2 separate regions of the Homo sapiens genome follow, and region 1 is linked to region 2. The links are chromatin loops, found by intact Hi-C in ENCODE. Cell type or tissue: B cell. All regions are shown on one strand. Links, peaks and the distances in the headings refer to the core of each region. The heading gives the core; the rest is flanking DNA. Region 1 has its middle 15 kb from the start of FAM242A. Region 2 holds the start of LINC01597 (long intergenic non-protein coding RNA 1597).

What was found. Hi-C counts contacts between places; a loop is a spot of excess contacts. Peaks named below come from ENCODE experiments on the same cell type or tissue, not always from the same donor. Only the 100,000 strongest peaks of a DNase experiment are listed, where the experiment ranks them.
Region 1: it touches region 2 in a loop (21-fold over the local background); 5 of 110 quality-filtered maps call a loop at or near these places.

What each region holds. Positions count from the first base shown.
Region 1 is chr20:30,373,125-30,381,456 of GRCh38, reverse strand. It overlaps the pseudogene FRG1BP. Among named protein-coding and RNA genes, the nearest start is that of FAM242A, 15 kb to the right of the region's middle. In B cell, for the core only: a CTCF peak has its summit at 4,379 (motif pointing left); a DNase peak (open chromatin) is centred at 4,366; H3K4me3 peaks cover 1,307 bases; H3K27ac peaks cover 857 bases.
Region 2 is chr20:30,279,872-30,288,203 of GRCh38, reverse strand. LINC01597 (long intergenic non-protein coding RNA 1597) reads left to right here and starts at 1,667. Exons shown (of 2, transcript NR_145432.2): 1 at 1,667-1,764; 2 at 6,069-8,332. It overlaps LOC107985433 (putative uncharacterized protein LOC401522), which reads left to right. Exons shown (of 3, transcript NR_171672.1): 3 at 732-1,176. In B cell, for the core only: no CTCF peak of the experiment used is centred there; a DNase peak (open chromatin) is centred at 4,013.

The DNA.
Region 1 (8,332 bases), core at 30-8,029, 93 kb before region 2:
ACAGACTTATCAGACTACAAAGTCACTATACAAAAATCAATTGTATATCTACATACTGACAACAAACAACTGGAAAATCAAGTTCAAAAGTTCTACTGATAGTAGTGTAAAATTATAAAATACTTAAGAATAAATTTTTAAACACGCATGCAAGACTGCTACATTGAAAATTATGAAATATTGAGGCCCAATATTAAGATGTTGATTCTCCCCCAAATGCTCTGGACTCAATACAATTCTCCGAGAAAATCCAACAGGCTTCACTGAAGAAATCAATAAACTAATAGTAAGTACAAAGTTGGAGGACACACACTACCTGATCTCAAGACTTCATGAAATTATAACAATCAAGATAAATATGCCAAAAGAAAAACAGAAAATCGATAGAACAGAGTCCAGAAATAGACCAATACATAGAAAGTTAATTGACTTTTTATGAAGATACAAAACTGGATTAATGGAAAAAGGAAACACCAGTGGCGCTGGCACAAATGGCTATCAAGATGTTAAAAAAAAAAAAAAAAGGAAATCTTGGAACCAAACTCACACCATGCCAAAAATTAATTTGAGATTAATGACAGATTTAATGTAAAAACTAAAACTATGATGCCTCTAAAAGACAATGTAGAATATTTTCCAGACTTTGGGGTAAGCAAAGATCTCTTAGATCAAAGAGATAAGGCAGTAACCATAAAAGAAAAAAAATAAACAAAGCTTTATAAACATTAAAAGCTTCTGACCATCCTGGCTAACATGGTGAAACCCTGTCACTACTAAAAACACAAAAAATTAGCTGGGCGTGGTGGCAGGTGCCTGTAGTCCCAGCTACTTGGGAAGCTAAGGCAGGAGAATGGCGTGAACCTGGGAGGTGGAGCTTGCAGTGAACCGAGATCGCGCCACTGCCCTCCAGCCTGGGTGACAGAGCCAGACTCCATCTCAAAAAAAAAAAAAAGAAAAAAGCTGTCCATCCAAAAACCACCATTAAGAAACTGAAAAGGAGGATAAAATAGCGCAACCACTTTTGAAAAATTTTGACAGTTTCTTATATAGTTAAACATTCACCTATCCTTTGACACAGCAATTCCACATCTACATATCTACCCTAGATATTTACCCTAATTTTAGAATTGTTGATTTGCCATTTCAAAAGCAATGATTCTTCCAGAACATTAGCTTTACACCATTCCATATTTTATATATTTTTTAAGCTACCATAATTTATGAAGATTCAAAATGCAACTTGCCAAGTTTTAAAAGAGAAAAAAAAAGTATGGAAACAGCTAAACGGAAAACAGGCTGGTTAAGTGTGTTTGGGTCAGTTTATTTCCAGTATCATTTACAGGCTACCCTGATATTGTATTTAAAATTTTCATTCATTTCAGAGTTCACAAAATAATGATTTTTCCTATGAAGATACTTTGTTTAAGAGACAACTGACTTCTACAACTAAAATGTATACATGTTCAAAGAAAATAGCTTGTAAAATATATTTGGTTGAATAACATTTACATTAAGCCTTTAAAATTATGTATCAGAATCTCCAGCTATTATTAAGCAGTCTAATGGTGCCTACTAAGTCAGAGAGTTGTAATTCTTCTCTCCTGTGCTCTGTTCTGATAATGAAGTAAAGGCATCAGTAGCATCTACTGTGCTAAAGAATAAATGGAATTTGCAACTGTAGGTAATATTTAAGCACTTTAAGACAAATATGAATACATCATAAATTTCTAACTAGGAAAATATTTTCAATGAGATCTCAAGAAATGTTAACTTTTTTCAGAATAAAGCACTGAAAACTGACTCACCAACGTATCAAGCTGGGTTTCTTCATCTTCTCTTTTTCTCTTCTTATCTTTGCTCTTTTTCTTCTTACTACAGGACATAATTTATATAGATGAGTTTAAGTATATTGATTTGTGTGATAAATCAATATCGTAAGATTGAAACTTGGAAGTCTTTTAAGTTGTTTCATTTATAAATTATTGATTTAGGAAGACTTACATTGCTATGCCCTCTTAAATACAGTACTGAGAATTTGCTTCAGGCTTTGTACATATTATGTTAAAGTTCAAAGCAGATTGTAGAGCCACACTGCCAGATTTTAAATCCTGATTCTGTCACTTCTTAGCTCTGTGATTTTGGGAAAAGGTACTGAATCTCTCTGTGAGTCAGTTTCCCCACTTAAAAAATTAGGATAACAACTTAACTCTTAAGGCTATTGTGAGGATTAAGAGGTAATATGTATCTTCACACATTGCTGGTGGAAATGTAAAATGGTGCAGCATCTACAGGAAACAGTTTGGCGTTCCTCAAAAAGTTAAAGAGTTACCATATGACCCAGCAATTTTACTCCTAAGTATGTATACCCAAGGGAAATGAAAACATACACCCACAAAAATACTTACATAAGAATATTCACACTAGTATTAGTCACAATAGTCAAAAAGGGGAAACAATCTAAATGTTCATCAACTGATGAATGGATGAACAAAATATTACATCCATACAATGGACTACTACGCAGCCATAAAAAGGAACAAGTGCTACAAAACTGATGGACCTCAAGAATGTTATAAGTGAAAGAAGCCAGATACAAAAGGCCACATGTTGCATGATTTCTTAGGAAATATTCAGAATAGGCAATTTCACATAGATAGCAGACTAGTGGTTGCCAAGGACTAGGAGAGGGGGAAGATGGGATGTGACTGCTTTAATGGTTAGGAAGAGATTTCCTTCTGAGATGATGAAAATGCTGAGCAACTAGACAGTGGTGAACCTCTTGAATATATAATAAAAACCACTGACTGTACAAAAGGGTGAATTTTATAATTATGAATTACATCGCAATAAAAAAATAAAAACCCAAGAGCAATTTGAAGAAAGTTAATGTGCAAAGTGCCTACAACAATTTCTTGGCGCATTGAAAGTGCTATATAAGCATTAATTATGATTATTACGATAATCTTAAGACACTCTTGTCTGCATTTTCATCATAAAGTTTTCAGAAGATAACTCACCACTCCTCACAGGCATTTCACATAGTAAAAATCTCACATTCATTCAGGATATACCTGCCACTTATTCTGGCATCTTCATGAGGCCAGACTCCTCGAGAGGGTTCTCAAGGGCAGTGGCTTCAGCTCACTCCTTGATACTTTCTTTCCATCTCGCCTAACAATATCAAAACCCCTGTTTATCACGGAGGCCAGGAGGAAATGCTCAATATTTGTATGTACAGTCAACCTCAGGCAAATCTGCCAGTTAAAAAAGAAGCGGGGATATGAATGCACAGGTATTTTTCTCCTAAAGAGCTAATAAATTACCACTACGACCTCCTCCTCACATTTGGCTTAATTTATTTACTGCATGTATGTTCTCTCATTTAATCCTCACAGTATTCTAAAGGTATAAAAAATGGTCTAAAAGTTTAAATGTGTAAACGGAGGTTCAAAGATACTTGATCTCTTAATGAGTAAATGGAAGTTCAGACATATTAACCAATTTGCCACAAATTACAAAATTAGTAAATGACAGAGTGCAGGTTCCAACCCATATCCCTATCAAAGCCCATATACACCTCAACCACTGTGTGATTCATCCCGGTTTCACTCTACATATTAGCTTAGAAAAAAATTAATCAATAATTTTTCCAGGAAGAGACAATGGAGAAAAGAATAATCCCTAATAAAGGAAGTTATTATAATGAACTACAAGATCAGACTAACGCAGACCCACCAGGCAGAGGCCTGGAGAGATGCCTCAGGGGACCCAAACTCGTGGGTACGGGGCCACGGGTCACCCGCCCGTCTATCCTGTTTCCAGGGTCGTCAGCACGGGAGGCTGCCCCTCTCTGCACAGGCGCCAGGAACCGCGGTCCGGCCTCCGTCCAGCCCAGACAGGGTCAGAGCGAAGCCTGGGAGGCCACAAAGCCGGCTCTCTGCACCACGGCTTCCACCGGATTCGCGGGGGTGGAGTGCATCCGAAAAGAACTGAGGAGGCTCCCACCAGAGCTGCAGGACCCAGCTCTTCACCTCGGTTCCCTTGAGCACGAGCTTGCTAGACTTCACATAAGAGTACTAGGCCATGGCTCCGGGAGACTTCTGCGCGGACAGGCTGAAGCCGGCTCAGGACGAGTATGTGACCTGGAGCAGCACCAGGGCAGGGAGGAACAGAAGTGGAGGCGAAGTAAACACTCCCTGACAGCCTACGTCTGTCCAGAACCCGCCTCCGTCTTCACCCAAACGGTGAATGCCCGAGATTTCCACTTCCAGGTTTCTGCCGGGAGGGGGGGGGGGGGCGGGGCGTGAGGGAGGAGCTACGGCGGCTGCAGAGGGCCGAAAGGTGTCCGCATGCATCTGCTCCCTGGCGCCCTCTCGAGGAGCCCCTGAGGATTCGTGCCTCCCAGAGGTGGGGAAAGCCCGCCCGAGGCGCAGGTGCTGACGGTGGCGGGGCTGCCGGGCGCGCTGTGGAACCTCCTCTCGCTAGAGATGCGGGCTGGCGACGGTCCCCGCGGGGGCGGGAAGCGGCTCAGGCTGCCCTCCCCGGCCTGCGGCGGCGCATCTTGAAGCGCGGGCCACTCCCGCGCAGGTCACTCAGGGCTGTGCCTCGCGCGACTGTGTGTGCAGGAAACAAACAGGAAATACCCTAAAATGGAATGAAGAGACATGTTGAGGCCCGCGGATGTCGCGAGTGCTGTGGGAATGTGGGCGGAGGTGGAGAGTTATGGTGGCGCGTGTTACAGGCTCAGGGGTCAGGAAGAAGCCTAATCCTGGAGGCGGCATCTGAGGAGGGTCTTGAACGCTGGGCAGGCTTTTGCCCGATAGAGATGGAGGAAGCTAGTCCTGTCTGATGGAGGAAACAGGGCAGAGGCGTGGAGGGAGATGCGCAGTGCTGGTGTGAGGAGCCGCGAGCAGGCCAGGCCTGTAAAGCAGAGTGATGGGAACCAGGATAGAGAAGGCAAATCGGGGTCCTGCGGTCGCTGAAGAATTTGAATGAAATCATTAAACAGGTGAGAGGGATCCATCGCAAGAGCATGGGATGAAACGAGGAGTAGTCCACGGTGATCCCTCTGCAGCGGTGGGTATTATTAATCGCACATGTGACACCAAAACGGTGGGTATTATTGATAGCGTATGTGACACCAAAACCACCCCACTCAAGCTGTGGCTCTTTCCCTAAAGTAGAAAACAGAGACCAGTTGGGTTCCAAGCATCCACAAAGATCTTATTAAATTCGTGATCCCTGGTGGCACCATGGAGTCAGGATTGGCTCATTTCAAACCTGACTCAGAAATAAAACCATCTCAATGTGCGGAGATGAGCGTCCTTACCCGCTATCATAACGTATTTTCTGGTGTTTTCACAGTGCTGCGCTTCCTAATCCCCATTCTAGGGCAATCCACATGCCATGATGCCCAGAGGCATTAACAAAGGAGACACACAGGGGCTCCTCACGTTGGCTTTCCATGGTTTTGATGAAAATCTCAGTTTCCTCATCTCATACAATGTGGTTCGTAATAGTATCATTTAGGGTTGAAGAATTAAATGGTACAAATTATATAGAGTGCTTATTATAACCTACATGGAAAATGCCTAGGATATGTTAGCTATGCTCATCACCAACATCGTTATATGATGGTAATAATCAGATAGTCAGGAAGGCCGACACCAAGAAAATGGATACATGCTCTGAGGGAATGAATGTGGAGAGATCAGAAGGTCAAGAACAAAGCCGTACAACATGTCTGCAGTAAAGGGATAGAGAAAAGAAAGGCTATAAAAGAAGGAATTAAACAGTTAGAGTAAAATTATAAAATCAAAGCTAAGGAGAATTTCCAGAAAGGGTAATATCATTTAATATCATAGAAGTTTAGGAGCACAAGATGGAAAAAAGGCCTCTGGGTAACTGACATTGAGGCAGTCTTTAGGGAAGCTCCATTTCCGATAGAGAAGTAGACACAAAGTCAGCTTGAAGCAGGGACTAGGTGAAGAAGCTGTTGGCTGGTCGCATGGGGAAATAAATAAGGGATGGCATATGCCATATTTCTGGATTTCTTTCTTGCCCAGCCTCTATATATGCATAGAGTTTGGCGAAAACTTACAAAAAATAAAAATGAAACCAATTTCGTTTGTTGACTGAAATACAATGCTTCGTGTTAGAATCAAGATAAATTCATGCCTCTCCCTTCTATTGTCACCGTCAGTTTTGAAATTAAACATCAGCTTTTCTTCTTCATTAAAATCATTTTCAACTCCTCCCAGGTGTTGGTGGTTTGGGGGAGTTACATAAGCAGTCAGGTCTTGATGAGTAGAGGAGGAGGGAACAAACACTTTCAGCAAAGGCAGAATTCTGAAATTCTGCTCGTATTTTTCTCCAGTAACTTTCCTATGTTTGTGAGGTTATTCAGTCATAAAGATCCTAGTGAAATTTTTTTCAAGCTTGACTAATCATAATCACTGTGGACGTTTGTTTAAAATGTGTATTCCCAGGCTTCTCACCTGCTGATTCTGATTCAGGAGATCACGGATGGGACTCAGAATACATGTGTTTGACAAGTACCACAAGTGTTTCTTATGGTCAGGCAAATTTTGGAATCTAACCAGAAATTTATGTTTTTATGACTGGCAGCTAGAAAAGATTCCTAGAGTCTTTGCTTTTTGAAAATAAAATATTTCTTTTTTAAAAGGAAAATTGTATGAATAGATACAACATTTATACATGTGGCACATGTACTATACTGTGTGCTTTTGTCATATTTACAGTTAAAGATGTGTAAGAACATTCTGAGAAAAATTATACATTAAATGCAAAGAGGGGTAAGTCAGGGTGGGGGAGAAATGGGAAGGGTGTGCTTATTGTTGCCAAAAGGTAGAAAAGCCAGAATGATAGCAACTAAGGTTGCAAATAGCACATTGTAAGTTGAGGGAGCTTCATAATCATGTCTGAAACCTTTGATATACTGAGTTGTAAACAGTGTCTTTGGACAAGATTTGAGGGAGAAACCAACTATGCTTTAAAGTGTTCATTTAAAAGGCTTTAATTAAAGGAAAGTCTTTATATTTACTTCAGCTAACTTAACTTCAGGACTTTAACAAATTACTAGCCCTTAACCTCTTAAAAATTGTCTTTCATTTCAAATGAAAGTTTAAAGTGGCCTTTATGTTCGATTGGTATACTTGTGCGAAGACTTAACAGCAAGGTACTGTACATTTCTAAATGTTTACTTCTTAATTTTTCTGGAAGAAATATACTACTAAATTGATTATTTTTAAAGCAAAGTAAAACAATTTATTTTGACAAGCGACACTGTGTTTTCCCAGTTTTCTGGTAGCAAAGATTAGGCTTAACATCACTAATCATCAGAGAAATGCAGATCAAAACCAAAATGAGATACCATCCTACACCAGTCAGAATAGCTACTATTAAAAAATCAAAAAACAACAGATCTTGGGAGGCTGTGGAGAAAAGGGAATATTTACACATAATTGGAGCGAATGTAAATTAGTTCAACCACTGTTGAAAGCAGTTTGGAAATTTCTCAGATAATTTAAAATAGAAATTCCTTTCAAGCCAATAATTCCATTACTGGTATATGACCCAAAGAAAGTCAGTTATTCTACCAAAAACACATACGCACTTGCATGTTCATCGCAGCACTATTCACAATAGCAAAGACATGGAGTCAGCCTAGGTGCCCATCAACAGTGGATTGGATCAATAAAATGTGGTACATCCACATTAGTATTATTAGGCCATTCTTGCATTGCTATGAAGAAATACCTGAGACTGGGTAATTTATAAGGAAAAGAGGTTTAATTGGCTCATAGCTCTGCAGGCTGTACAGGAAGCATGGTGACAGCATCTGCATGGTGCCTGTGTAGTCTCCAGGGAGCTTTTACTCATGATGGAAGGCCAAGAGGGAGTAAGTACATCACATGGCCAGAGCAGTAGCAAGAGAGAATGGGAGTGGGGGTAAGTACCACACACCCTTAAACAACCAGATCTTGAAAGAATTCACTATCACAAGGACAGCATCAGGCCATGAGAGATCCACCCCCATGACCCAAACACCTCCTACCAGGCCCCACCTCCAACACTGAGGATTACATTTCACCATGAGATTTATAGGGGCCACCTTCCAAACCATTTCACACACCATGGAATACTATGCAGCCATAAAAATAACAAAATCATGTCCTTTGAAGCAACATGGATGCAGCTGAAGGCCATTATCCTAAGTAAATTAATGCAGGAATACAAAACGAAATACCACATGATCTCACTTATAAGTGGGAGCTAAACACTGGGTACTCATGGACATAAAGATGGACAG
Region 2 (8,332 bases), core at 169-8,168:
AATAAGTTTGCTAGAGAGGAAGCCACCCCACAGTTTCGGGTCTAACAAAATCCCTCCTTTAAAAACATTTGTACCCCCAATAAAAATAAAATTAAAGAGGAATATAGAAGCACAAATTAGCCAACTTTTTTAAAAGAGAAAAAAGAAAAGAAAATCATCGTAACAAATGAGCGTGAGAACTTCTAAAAAATTTGTCACGAACCCTTTCAGAGGTCTGGATTCTTTTCCAGTAGCCAGTGACACATTTGGTCTGAAAAGAGAAATACACTATCCACTGAGTCACTTATTTAAAGCCAGCACACACACACACACACACACACACACACACACACACACACACACACACAGACACGCATTCAGAAAGCTCTGGGTGCCCTCACATTTGAAAACAACACCTGGTGGAGGACGCTGCGATACCTAATTGGACAAACAGCAATAAAATAAGACCAGTGGAAGTGCTGAGCACAGGGCGCAGGGCTAGGGCCCAGGTTTTGTGTTCAGGCCTGCGGCGAGGCAGCGGCCCTGGGCGATGGGGCGCCGGGCGGTCAGGCACCGGCTGGCGACTCCGCTAGGCCTCCGAAGCCCGGCCTGCAGACCCTTTCTCCCAACCTCTGTGCCTCGTGGGCTCTCTCCGCTCCGACGCCTGGTCGGGGCTTCCCTGTTGAGAGGGTTTTAGGCAGAAGGGCCAAACGACTCAAGCCAGACTCTGCTTTTTCATTTTTCTCCCTTAGGCCTCTCCACTTGCCCGAGCTCTCAGCCACCAGGAGACAGACGGAAGGGGCTTCTGGATTGCGTTGGGAGCGGGCACTGTCCCCTACCCACTCCTGCTCAGTTTCCCAAAGTCCAGCGACTTCCGACCCTCCTTGGGGGGAAAAATACCAGTACCCAGACACCTTTGCACCCTGTTATATGACTGGGCTTGCTTCAGGAATATCTTACAAAGAAGAAGAAGAAGAAAGAACGGCTTGGAGTCATGTTTACATCTAGTTCTACTGATCCGTTCACATCTGGAGAGTTTATTTATAACTCCCTCTATAACTCTCTGTTTGGAGACACTGTGGCTCTATTGACAGACTGATATCTAGGAAATATTGCTCTATGTCTAACCGTACCTAAATGTGCTGTGGTTGTATTTACAGATTTATGTTTGAGGGAAATATAACTATTTCCATTGTATTTGTGCATATACAGTAGTTATAGGAGCAGATTTATATATGGGAAAATATACGACTCTCTTACAGCCATCCAGCTTTATGTACATTTGATATCCTGACAGATTTATATCTCTGAACAGCTATATAGATAAAAACGTATATTGTTAGAATTATGTATCAGAAGATATATACTTATTGATTGTGAAATAGAGTAGTTAGAGCATTCATTTAGAGCCATATATGGCTATGGAGATATTGCTATATTATTATCACTATATATAGGCATATCTATTTATAACTACATAGTTATAAAAATACATATAAGTAATTACAGTCCTATATGTGCATGCTGCAATCTCTCTCTAGAGTTATAGACACTTTCAAATATAACTCTATAGAGAGATCTGTATGCATATAAGGTGTAATTATCTTGTGATGTGTTTACATTGGGACTTAGGCCCGTCTGTCTAGAACACACATATTTATATGTAGGGGCTGGGAGAGACTTGTTCATAGATATCTGCAGAGGGCCAACTGGAAACACTGTATCTGCCCTCTAGGAAACCAGCTAGGAGAGTTGTGTACTTACGGAGGGATGGAGTTACAAAAGGTAAATAGAGCTTAGTGAGCCTTAAGGAGGGGAGGTGAATGGAGGGTGGGTAGGTGGTGGGCTCCCCCAGGCGGAGACGGGGGAAGCAGCAGGGGCTCCCAGCCTCAGGCCTGCCCGGACGGTGTTGGTTGGAGTGAGTCTCCCCAAATGTCGTGCCGCCGTCCGTGATCTCGAGGACCGGTTGGCCTGCGTGCCCCTGGGCTGCTCTTTCACCCGAGGGTCGTTCTGGTTGACAGCAGAACCCCGCAGCCTCAGGGGTTGCCTGGTGGTGTGTGTTTCAATGCCTCTGCTGTATGACCCTTTGTTTGTGTGTGTGTGTGTCTCCCATTCTCCCTTCTCTCTCTGTCTCTCAGTCTCTGTGTGTTTCTTTCCCACTCTCTGTGGGTTTGTGTGTGTGTGCCCGTGTGCTTGTGTGTCTTTGGCTGAATATGCCCTGTGAACCACAGAGCTGTCTCTTGCATGGCGGCCTGTCTTTGTTGAACCTCTTTCTGTGTCTCTGCCTGGGTCATGAGGCCGGTTGTCAATCGTTTTCGCCCCCGCGGATCTGCTTTGGCTGCGTGAAAGCCTGGCCCACGTGAGAAGATGCGTCGGTCTTGGAGCAATTGCTGTCTCGTCCCCATCCTGAGCGTCCTCTTTTCTAGCATCAAGAGGAACACACTGCAGATGAGGACAAGAGCCCCACAGGAGCTCTTTGTCCCACAGGAGATCAGCGGACCCACGTCAGAGAAGATGTTTGAGTCTTTTCGCGGCTCTTCTCTGAGAAATGAAGCCACACCACGATACAGTCAGCAAGAGGAAGCCAGGAATGAGAGATGGCAACAATCCCTGTCCCTGGAACGCTGGCCTCCCTGCACAAGCCACCCTTTAGGAACCCCACCCCTTATGCCTGTGACGGTGGCAAGGTGCTGTATCCTGCCTGGGCTCCGGCCTCTGCTCTGTCCTCCCTCTTGCTCTGCCTCCCCTGTTTCTCAGGGACCTGGATGCCTCTCGCTCTGGCCAAATGCCTTCAACTAAGATGACTTCCCACTCCGTCAGGGAGACACTTCCTGGAGACCCGTGTCGTGATTGTTTGTCTCTCCAAATGTGTTTCTGCTTGATTGGGCAGGTCTCATGGCCCGGGAACACTTGGCTTCCATAGGTGTCTCAGGCAGGTGTCTTCTCCACGTTTCCCCTCATGGGTGGGTGGATTACCTAGAATGAGCGCTAGGCGACCGTGACTGGCCTTGTCTTCCACGACAGGTGGTGTCGCATTTCCTCTGCACTTCCTGTCTCATTCTTGAGGGACATCCTCTCCTCTGCTCCTGGGTGGACTGAACCCCTTGATCTTCTGGCCGAAACGAATGTAAGGGAAACAAAGGGACTGGTCTAGGGCTGGGGGCTGGGGCTGGGGCTCTGTGCAGCCGAAGTTGCGTCAGGGCTGCCAGGGCCTTGGAGGGTTGGGGTTGGGGCGAATTTTGCAGAAACCTCTTTGCTCCTCCGGTAGGCATTCGAAAACGTGGCTTGGGTCAGTCACAGGCCCCCCCCACACCCCTCGGGTCCCAGGTGTTTTCGATTTTCCTTGGCATTGATGGAAATGTCACCTGTTTTCCCCTTCCACCGGCACACGCCTGGACAACACCCTTTGTTTCGCCGTCGCCCCGTATGCCTCCGGTGACACACGTTAACACCAACTGCTGTGGGATAGGCCAGGGCCACGCGTAGTCACATGGTCTCTGCCTCGGGTTTGCTCCTGTTCCTCTTTGCAGGTGTCCTGTAAAGCCCTGTCGGCTTACCGGAGCCCCAGGGCTTTTAGAAGTGGGGCAGGCCACTGCTCTTTCAAAGGAGGAGGGCATTGAAAAACACACCTCCAGGCAATCCCTGAGGCTATGGGGTTCTGCTCTCGATGAGAACGACCCTCGGGCGAGAGAGCAGCCCAGGGGCATGCAGGCCGAACTGTCCTAGAGATCACGGACCGAGGCACGAATTCTGGGGAGACTCACCCCAACCAACACCATCCGGGCAGGCCTGAGGCTGGGTTCCTGTGCTGCTTCCCCCGTCTCCGCTGGGCTTTCCTCATGGTGGTCGGCCCTTTGCGACTCCTGGCATCTGGAGACATTCCCGTCGACCCCGTGAAGTTGTTAGGCCGGAGCCTCAGATCCCCGAAACCCAAGCACGCCAGGGAGGGCTCCTGCTTCGCCAAGCCTCGGAGACTGGTTTCTAAGACAACCGTGGGAACCACTGTGACGGGAGAAGCCGCTCGCGCCTCGCGCATGCGCATTGGGTGAGACGATTTGCGCTCCACTCCTGAGAGATAGGCTGCGTCCCCTTTAAATATCGCCACTGCCGCGCGGCGGCCGCGATGCTCCTGCTGCCGCCGCGGCGGCGGCTGGATCCTGGGTCCTGTTTGGGGTGGCGTGGGAGAGGGGGCCGCGGGTGTCTCGTCCTGTCCCAGGCCCAAACCCCCAGGAGTCCTGTCCTCAGGACCTCCTTGAGCCGACTTCCACTGAGGGAGGGGGAGCTTCAGGACGCCTGCTGTGTTCTCCGGACTCCCGTTGAGATCCGATTTTGGCCCCCTCCCAGTGAGATAGGATGGGCTCACCACATCTGGTGAGGCAGACAGGGCCTCGCTGTAGCACAGAATGATCCCGTAGGTCTCAAGGCCTGGTGTCAGCTGCAAATTCACTGATCCATCAGCCCTCTGCCTCCCTCCTCCTTTGAAAGAGCAGTGGCCTGCCCCGCTTCTAAAAGCCCTGGGGATCCGGAAAGCCGACCGCGCTTTACAGGTCAACTGCAAAGAGGAACAGAGGCGAATCCTAGGTGGAGACCATGTGACCACGCGTGGCACTGGCCTATCCCACAGCAGTTGGTGTTAATGTGTGTCACCGGAGGCATACAGGGCGATGGCGAAACAAAGGGTGCTGTCCAGGCATGTGCAGGTGGAAGGGGGAAACAGGTGACCTTTCCATCAATGCCAAGGAAAATCAAAGAACACCTGTGACCCCGTGGGTCGGGGTGCTGCCTGTGCCTGAGCCAAGCCACGTTTTCAAATGCCTACCGGAGGAGCAAAGAGGTTTCTGCAAAATTCGCAACAACCCCAATCCTCCACCAACCCGGTAGCCCTGACGCAACATCGGCTGCACCCAGCCCCAGCCCCAGTCCCAGCCCCCAGCCCTAGCCCAGTCCCTTTGGTTCCCTGACATTCGTTTTGGCCAGAAGATCAAGGGAGTCAGTCCACCCAGGAGCAGAGGAGAGGATGTCCCTCAAGAATGAGACAGGAAGTGCAGAGGAAATGCGACACCACCTGTCGTGGAAGACAAGGCCAGTCACGGTCGCCTAGAGCTCATTCTAGGCAATCCACCCACCCATGAGGGGAAATGTGGAGAAGAAGGAAGCTTCCCTGCCTGAGACACCTATGGAAGCCAAGAGCTCCCGGGTCATTAGACCTACCCAATCAAGCGGAAATACTTTTTGAAAGAGAAACAATCACGACACGGGTCTCCAGGAAGTGTCTCCCTGACGGAGTGGGAAGTCATCTTTGTTGAAGGCATTTGGCCAGAGCGAGAGGCATCCAGGCCCCTGAGAAACAGGGGAGGCAGAGCAAGAGGGAGGACAGAGCAGAGGCCGGAGCCCAGGCAGGATACAGCACCTTGCCACCGTCACAGGCATAAGGGGTGGGGTTCCTAAAGGGTGGCTTGTGCAGGGAGGCCAGCGTTCCAGGGACAGGGATTGTTGCCATCTCTCATTCCTGGCTTCCTCTTGCTGACTGTATCGTGGTGTGGCTTCATTTCTCAGAGAAGAGCCATGAAAAGACACAAGCATCTTCTCTGACGTGGGTCCGCTGCTCTCCTGTGGGACAAAGAGCTCCTGTTGGGGCTCTTGTCCTCGTCTGCAGTGGGTTCATCTTGATCCTAGAAAAGAGGCCACTCAGGATGGGGATGAGACTTCAATTGCTCCGGGACCGAAGCATCTCCTCACGTGGGCCAGGCTTTCACCCACCCAAAGCAGATCTGCGGGGGCGAAAATGATTGACAACCGGCCTCATGACCCAGGCAGAGACGCAGAAAGAGGCTCAACAAAGACAGGCCGCCATGCGAGAAACCGCTGTGTGGTGCACAGGGCACATTCAGCCAAAGACACACACGCACAAGGGCACACACACACAAACCCACAGAGAGTGGGAAAGAAACACACAGAGACTGAGAGACAGAGAGAGAAGAGAGAATGGGAGACACACACACAGACACACACAGGCTCACACACACACATACACACACAGACTCACACACAGAGTCATCCAGCAGAAGTATTGAAATACACACCCCCAGGTAACCCCTGAGACTGCGGGATTCTACTCTCGACGAGAACGACCCTCGGATGAGAGAGCAGCCCAGGGGCACGCAGGCCGACCTGTCTTAGAGATCACGGATGGCGGCACGACTTTTGGGGAGAGTCAACCCAACCAACACGGTCCGGGCAGGCCTGAGGCTGGGATGCTGTGCTGCTTTTCCCGGACTCCGCCTGGGGTTTCCTCATCCTGTTTGGCGCTTTGCGACTCCTGGCATCTGGAGACGTTCCCGTCGACCCCGTGGAGAGGTCAGGCCGGAGCCTCAGAACCCTGACACCCATGGACTGCCGCGGAGGGCTCCTGCTTTTCTAAGCCTCGGGGACTGGTTTCTAAGACAACCGTGGAACCACTGTGATGGGAAAAGCCACTCGCGCCTCGCCCAGGAGCATTGGCTGGGCGGACTCGCGCTCCGCTCCTGGCAGTCAGGCTGCGTCCCCTTTAAATAATGGCAGCGCTGCGGGGTGGCAGCGAGGCTCCTGCTGCAGCCGCGGAGTCGGCTGCATCCGGGGTCCAATTTGAGGCAGCGTGGGAGAGGGGCCCCGGGTATATTGTCCCAGGGCAAAAGCCCCAGGAGTCCTGTCCTCAGGACCTCCTTGAGCCGACTTCCACCGATGGAGCGGGAGCTTCAGGAGGCTTGCTGTGTTCTCAGGACTCCCCTTCAGATCCATTTTGGCCTGCTGAATGAGATAGGATGGGCTCACTACATCTGGTGAGGCCGTAGGGCCTCGCTGCAGCACAGAATAATCCCATAAGTCTCAAGGCCTAGTGTCAGCTGCACTTTCACTGATCCATCAGCCCTCTGCTTCCTTCCTCCTTTGAAAGAGCAGTGGCCTGCCCCGCTTCTAAAAGCCCTGGGGCTCCGGAAAGCCGACCGCGCTTTATGGGACTGGTAGAAAGAGGATCAGGGGTGAATCCGAGATGGAGACCATGTGACCACGCGTGGCACTGGTGTATCCCACAGCAGATGGTGTGAATGTGTGTCACCGGAGGCATACATTGTGATGGCGAAACCAACAATGGTGTCCAGGAATGTGCCCGGTCGAAGGGGGGAATGAGTGACCTTTCCATCAATGCCAAGGAAAATCAAAGAACACCTGGGAACGAGGAGGGTGCCTGTGCCTTAGTCCAAGCCACATTTTGAAATGCCTGCCAGAGGATTAAAGAGGTTTTGGCAAAATTCACCCCACCCCCAACCCTCCATGGCCCAGGTAGCCCTGACCCAACCTCCCCTGCAACCAGCCGCAGACCCAGCCCCAGCCCCAGCCCAGTCCCTTTGGTTCCTTTCCCCGACATTCGTTATGGTCAAAAGATCCAGAGACTCAGTCCACCCAGGAGCAGAGGAGAGGATGTCTCTCACGAATGAGACATGAAGTGCAGAGGAAATGCGACACCACCTGTCCTAGAAGACAAGGTCTGTCACGGTCGACTAGCGCTCATTCCAGGCAATCCACCCACCCATGAGGTGAAACACGGAGAGGAAGGAAGCTTCCCTGTCTGAGAGAAGTATGGAAGCCAAGAGCTCCAGGGTCGTCTATCCTGCCCCATCAAGCAGAAACAGGTTGAAAGAGATAAACGATCACGACAGGGATCTCCAGTAAGTGTCTACCTGACGGACTGGGTTGTGATCATTGTTGAAGACATTCAGCGAGAGCGAGAGGCATCTAGGCCCCTCAGAAACAGGGGAGACAGAGCAAGAGGCAGGACAAAGCAGAGGCCAAAGCCCAGGCAGGATACAGCACTGTGCCACTGCCACGGCCATGAGGGGAGGGGTACCAAAAAGGTGGCTTTTCCAGAAAGGCCAGCGTTCCAGTGACTATCTGTGAAAATGCTTTGTGATGCGTGGGTTATCCCTCAGAGTTAAACATTTGTTTTGACTTAGCAGTTTGGAAACACTCTTTTTTAAGAATCAATGAAGGGATATTTTGAAGCCCATGGATGAGTATATTGAGAAACTAAATATCCCACCATAGAAACTAGCAAGAAATTATTAGTGAAAATGCTCTGTGATGTGTGGATTCATCTCACAGAGTTAGACTTTTGTTTTTATTCTGCAGGTTTCAAACACTTTTTTGTGGAATCTACAAAGGAACATTTCAGAGCCCACAGAGGCCTATAGTGAAAACTGAATATCTTGTGATAAAAGCTAGAAACAAGCTATCTGTGAAAATGTTTGTGATGTGTGGATTTATCTCATAGAGTTATACCTATGTTTATATACAGCAGGTTGGAAACACTCTTTTAGTA